Linked DNA regions of Homo sapiens: region 1 is linked to region 2. The links are chromatin loops, found by intact Hi-C in ENCODE. Cell type or tissue: OCI-LY7. All regions are shown on one strand. Each heading gives the region's core, and the rest is flanking DNA. Links, peaks and the distances in the headings are about the cores only. Region 1 overlaps RYBP (RING1 and YY1 binding protein). Region 2 has its middle 140 kb from the start of RYBP.

Region 1 (2,812 bases), core at 197-2,696, 130 kb after region 2:
TGGGTACTTCACTGGCTTTCTTCTTATGGTCTTATCTGTCAACAAGTCTGCTAAGTTCCTTGAAAGCAGGAATTTTCCCATTTATTCAACCAATGCCTCAAAAGAGAAATGACTGATAAACAATACTATTGATGAGAGGCAAGAGCTGACTCCTTTTACGTCCTCTAAAAAAGCTGCACACACCGGGTTTCATTCCTTTTGCATAATGATGCCTGGAGGAAACAGCTGTTCAAGTATGTGGGTAATAAACACAGGGTGAAGACAGGTCCTCTCTCTAGAACGTGTAAGGAAGGGTCTGCATGCAGAGTTGAATGTCAAAGATATTCTCAGGATAAGACAGACTGGTAAAATAAGCAAGAACTGCACACAACAACATGGATGAATCCTGCACACCTAACCATGAGTGAAACAAGCCAGATTCAGAAGTATATGCATGTACCATGGTGCATACACTGTGGCTACTAAGCAAAGTGGTACATACAGTATGTATGCTTCTGAGTCTGGCTTGTTTCACTCACTGTGGAGTATACTGTATATAGGCAGTGGTACATACAGTATTTACTGTGTACTGTATACATAGTATACTCCACTCACATAAATTTCAAAAACAAGCACAACTGATCTCTAGTATTAAAAGACAGGAATGGGGTGGGAGAAGTGGCCCACAGGGGACAGTGCACAAGGGGCTTCCGGTAATGTTCTAGTAATGTTCTCTTTAAGAATCTAGGTGCAAGCCAGCACAGTGGCTCATGCCTATAATACCAACTCTCTGGGAGGCTGAGGCGGGAGGATCGCTTGAGCCCAGAAATAAGACACTAGCCTAGGCAACATAGGGAGACCGTGTCTCACAAAAAGAAAAAAAAAAAGCCCTTAAAAATGTGCCAGGCATGATGGCACATGTCTATGGTCCCAACTACTCAGGAGGCTGAGGTGAGAGTATCACCTGGGCCTCAAAGTAGGGGCTACAGTGAGCTGTGATTACACCACCACACTCTAGCCTGGGCAACAGAGCCAGATACCTGTCTCAAAAAAAAAAAAAAAATCAATCTGGGTGCTAGTGGCAAAGATATGCTCATTCTGCAAAACTTTATCAAATCCTTATACTTACGATTTGTGCACTTCTATGTATGCGACCGTTGAAAAAGTTTGTATCTATAGGTAAAAAGGGAAGTGGGAGTACTAGTTATGAAAAGTAACACAGAAGATGCCACAAAGAGAAAAAGCATGGGTGATGAGGCAAAAGAGAAAAGAAGTGCCAGAAAGACTGCAGAATGTGTTAGCTCAAGTCATTTAGGACACGAGAGACCTACTATTTACTCAAAGTCCTAATGAACCAAATTAGTTCTGATAACTATTTTGGTAAACTACAGCTACTTGAGAAAGTTTTTCTTAATCCTGGAATTTTCTTCAGCACCTACTGAAATACACAACAAATATATGCCACATGAATAAATAATATGTAAGTGAATCCATTCATAATCTCCCACCCTAATGACTAACAATACTAGTAAATTAGCTGGCCTAGGTTTAGTCTACAACATGGAACTAAGTTTATAAGTTTAGCAGCCTATGCACAAGGGCTCCAAATCTAAAAGCTGTCTGTCCCCCAACCAAATGAGCTAAATGGCACAGGTAAACCTACATAAGAATTATCCCCGGCTCCAAAAGGAAGTAGCATTACTTTTTCCTAAAAAATTAAATGCATTATCTCAACATTGTCTATAAAGCAGTCACTCCACCCAGTTCTCATCACTCTGTAGTTCCTTACCCTTCTCTAAATTCTTCGTAGCACTTGTCGCCAGCTGAAATTGTTATTTTTCTGTTAGTTTATTTTCTCTTCCTTTCCATAGTATTTTAAGCTCCGTAAGAACAGGGACCTGGTCTGTCTTTATACCACTGTACACCAAGAGCGCAAATGGCTGTGTGCTCAATAAAAACTTGTCAAATGACCACAACTACCCAGGTAATTTACTTTAAGGTCACCAAGTACACATAAGATCAAGTCACCACCAATAAATCAGTAAGTCCAATGAAACAGTAAACACAAAATAAATTATTACTCTGTTCCTGGGTAAAATGATCTTAAATTGTACCAGCTTTCAGCTTGGAAGGTTTGATAAAAGTTTGATTTGGAAGACAGGTAATTTTTATATATTTTTATGGAGAATTTTTATGAAAGACAAACACTACAACAAAAACAATGTCATGAAAGGAGCAAAACCACTGCTGTGGATTACCAGGAAACATGAGTAAGAGGCTTGGGCTTTGCCCAGTGTAGGTACCTTATCTTATTTCTGGGAGTTTTTCTACCTAAAAAGCATCACACGATGATGCCTTTTTGAAGCTTCCAGCAAAGATCATAGCTATGTTGTGTTTTTCCATAAAACTTCTACTAAAGTACTTCATGACAATTCAAGAGATTTTTGGTTGTCAGGGTATCTAAATTTAAGGGGGGAATGGATAGTTCAAAGCTACAACTGCAAAAAACTGGTAAATTCTCAAACAAGAGAAACGTATTACACACAAAACAGCTGCTTCTTCAACACTTCCAATTCAATATCCTGAATACCAAATTTTTTCAAAGATAATTATTTCTACACAATTTTATTCTACACCTAAAGTAATTTCCTCACTCATACTTGTGTATAAAAGCTCCAAAAACAGTCAGCTTTTCAGAGGGGCAGTATTCAAATAAACATGGATGAAATAAAACATGATCTCAACACAGCGATACATTTCTGGAGCTGAAGACCAGAAAGTTCTAAACCTATGGTAATTAGCCAAAGTAAAAATTTTCCAATTTTGCAAATGA
Region 2 (2,812 bases), core at 68-2,567:
GTTGTGGCTTCTCAGCCTCAGCACTGACATTTTGGGCTGGATACTTCTCTGTTGTGGGGGGCTGCCCTGTGCATGGTAGGATGTCTAGCAGCACCCCCAAACCCCACCCACTAGAAGCCAATAGCAGCTGCTTCTTAGCTGTGACAGCAGAAATGTCTTCCAGACATTGCTAAATGTTCCCCTAAGGGGTAAAGTCATTCTCTCCTCTAAGAACCACTGTGATAATAGCATAAAATACAAATATATATTCGTATAAACATGTATTAAGATATTGTGTTGAATGTGTACTGTAAGCCCTATATTATGCATATCCCATTGGGGAAGCTTATCAATGTGGACTGAGCCAGCTGAGGTCTCTTAAAATAAAGTCCGTATAAATTGGAGGGAAGACACCACTTCCTGAAGTAGGCAAGCCCGAGTGTCTTCCTGCCCCTAGGGACTTTCAAACTGCATTAAAAATGAGAATCATCTGTCTCAAAAATGTTTCCTTGTCAAGTTAATTGAATGGAGGAGGAGGTGGGGCAATGCCCAATCACCTCTTCCGCCTCCGTTTTAGCAAAAGCCAAAGGGCTTCTGGGAGCAACATCAGGATTTGTGTAGTGTTGGCGTCTTAAAGTCATGCTTTACTTTTTAACGATTCTTTTTAAGTTATAAAAATAATGCCGACAGCCAAGCCATGGCGGGTGGGAGGGAGGGATGGGGGTGTCCACAGGTAAAGACCAGGAAGATAGCAAAATTCAATTGAAGGCTGTCCTAGACGTTGCATGGAAGCCGCGGTTGCCTCTCACTAGCTGGTGTCCTTGGGCTAGTTACCTAATCTCTGACAGGGCTGACTTCACAAGCCTGTGTCCCAGGCAGTCACTCAGGGCCTGTGATCAGAAGGACACCTCACTTGGTTTAACAGTCTGCTGTGGTTTCAGTCTTGAAGTTCTTAATTTTTAAACCAAAGACCCCACATTTTTATTTTACACTGAATGTCCTAAATCATGCAGCCAATCCTGCTCTCTGAACTCAGTTTTTACATCTGTAAAGTGGGGGTCATGACACCCTCCCATTGCAAGACGACTGTGAGGGTTACACACTAGTCCAGGGGCTGACAGCTCTCAGCACTGCAGTTCCCTGCCCGGCCATCCCAGTGGCTGAAACAACAGTGTTTGCAGTCATTCTCAGGCCCCATCTCAGAAGGAAGTCTTTAACGACGGGCCTGAGACCATGACTCTGAGCTTCCGGAACCTTTGAAATTCTCTCTGTTTATTATTTTTGTGACTACCATCTGTTTCCTGTAGCAATGAACTCTTTAAATGAAAAGGTCTGTGGACTGAGGGGTGGAGCAGGAGGACAGCGGGGAGACTCCACCCTCCAGGGCAGCCTGGCTGGGGAGGAGAGTCCCCAGGGGAGAGTTGGCAGAGCAGAGCAAACAAGCAGCGTCCCCAGAGTGCCTGCAAGGCAGGAAGGAAGATCGCCTTCTCACGTTGCACCCTGTTCAGCTTTCCGAAGAGGGAGACAAAGGTGGAGTTGGAGCCAGTCCTCAGATTCGCGTGACTCCATGGCCCATCTTTTGCCTCCCTCTGCACGCCATGAGCTTCTGTAGTTAAAGGGCTCCTGGGGGCTGCGGCTCACCATCGCCCCACCTCCGCAGGTGGACTCTGGCAGGTTCAAGGAGGTAGAAGTGCTGAGGGACCCTGTCCTCTTGTCCTTTCTATCACTGCTACCCCAGCAGGTGTCCAGGCCCCCACCCCATCTCCACAGTTTGCAGATGGCCTGCGATGCTGAAACAGGAACATCCATGAGGGAGAAGTCGAAGGTGCCAGACAAGCACTCGGGACATGGCTGGAGGTTCCCCTCTGAGCTAGGAGGTCCCACCAGCTGTCCACAGAAAGGACCACCTTTGCAACTCCCATGTGTTGATGCTGTATGGTAACGCAGTAATAAGCTGGAGGGTGTGGAGGTGCTGACTGAGAGCCCTTGGGCATTGTTGGTGGGTGACCCAAGTCCCCTCTCCAGGAGGGGCTGGGCAGTACCTGGAAACTGAGTTTCCTCCAGCCCACATGGCCGCAGGACCTCTCTCCTTTATTGTGTCCCCTCCATCTCTCTTCCTTCCCCACCCAGAAGAAACCTTGCCATCTCCAGGCCCAGAAATTCATCTTGTTCCCAGCTCTCCTCCCCACTTCCGTCACTGATGCCCATCAGTCCTTCTCCTCCCCGCAGGCCTAAGATTTTGCAACTCCAAGGCCAAGAGCTGACATTCTCTTCTCTCCGAGTTGCTGCCTCTCCCGAGGCAATGAGAACAAAATGCACACAGCAGCCAGAATGGAGGAGGGGACGAGGGTAGAGAGAAACACCAGGAATAAAAACCTCATGCCTTCATACTTTCAGAGTCACCCGCCACCCCACTACATGCTCTTGAGGATTTATGGCAAGACCCATGATGATTTTTTTTGCTGATTTGTTTCACAAAAAAAAATTGACCTATGACTGTGGGAATGTGTCACCAAAGGAAAATAATCTCTTAGGTGACAAGATGCTGGAGGAAGGAGAGGTCCCCTTGCCTTGTGCCTCAAGACACCAAACTATCAAAGGAGGCACAGGGAGAGACCCAAAGCCCAACATTACCTGGGCTGGTACTGATTTCTTGAGGCTGAAACCAATCAAGTTTTCTCAGCCCCAGGCCCCTGTTCCTCCACGCTCTGAAGATGACCATCTGAGGCCTTTAGAAAGTCACTTTATGAGACAGTGGTCTCATAACAGTGGTCCATAGGTAGTGGTCACCACAGAGTCTATGATGAAGCCACAGGGGAATTTGTGGGAGTTT

The links. Peaks named below come from ENCODE experiments on the same cell type or tissue, not always from the same donor. Only the 100,000 strongest peaks of a DNase experiment are listed, where the experiment ranks them.
Region 1: a loop joins it to region 2, with 2.2 times the contacts of the local background. A loop is called at or near these places in 8 of 110 quality-filtered maps.

The regions. Positions count from the first base shown.
Region 1 is chr3:72,439,512-72,442,323 of GRCh38, forward strand. The region is part of intron 1 of RYBP (RING1 and YY1 binding protein); the gene reads right to left. Among named protein-coding and RNA genes, the nearest start is that of RYBP, 5.7 kb to the right of the region's middle. RefSeq lists an enhancer at 847-946. In OCI-LY7, for the core only: no CTCF peak of the experiment used is centred there; DNase peaks (open chromatin) are centred at 220 and 1,190; H3K4me3 peaks cover 1,826 bases; H3K27ac peaks cover 1,151 bases.
Region 2 is chr3:72,309,400-72,312,211 of GRCh38, forward strand. No RefSeq gene overlaps it. Among named protein-coding and RNA genes, the nearest start is that of RYBP, 140 kb to the right of the region's middle. RefSeq lists enhancers at 947-1,256, 1,437-1,616. In OCI-LY7, for the core only: no CTCF peak of the experiment used is centred there; DNase peaks (open chromatin) are centred at 422 and 1,302; H3K4me3 peaks cover 1,107 bases; H3K27ac peaks cover 1,497 bases.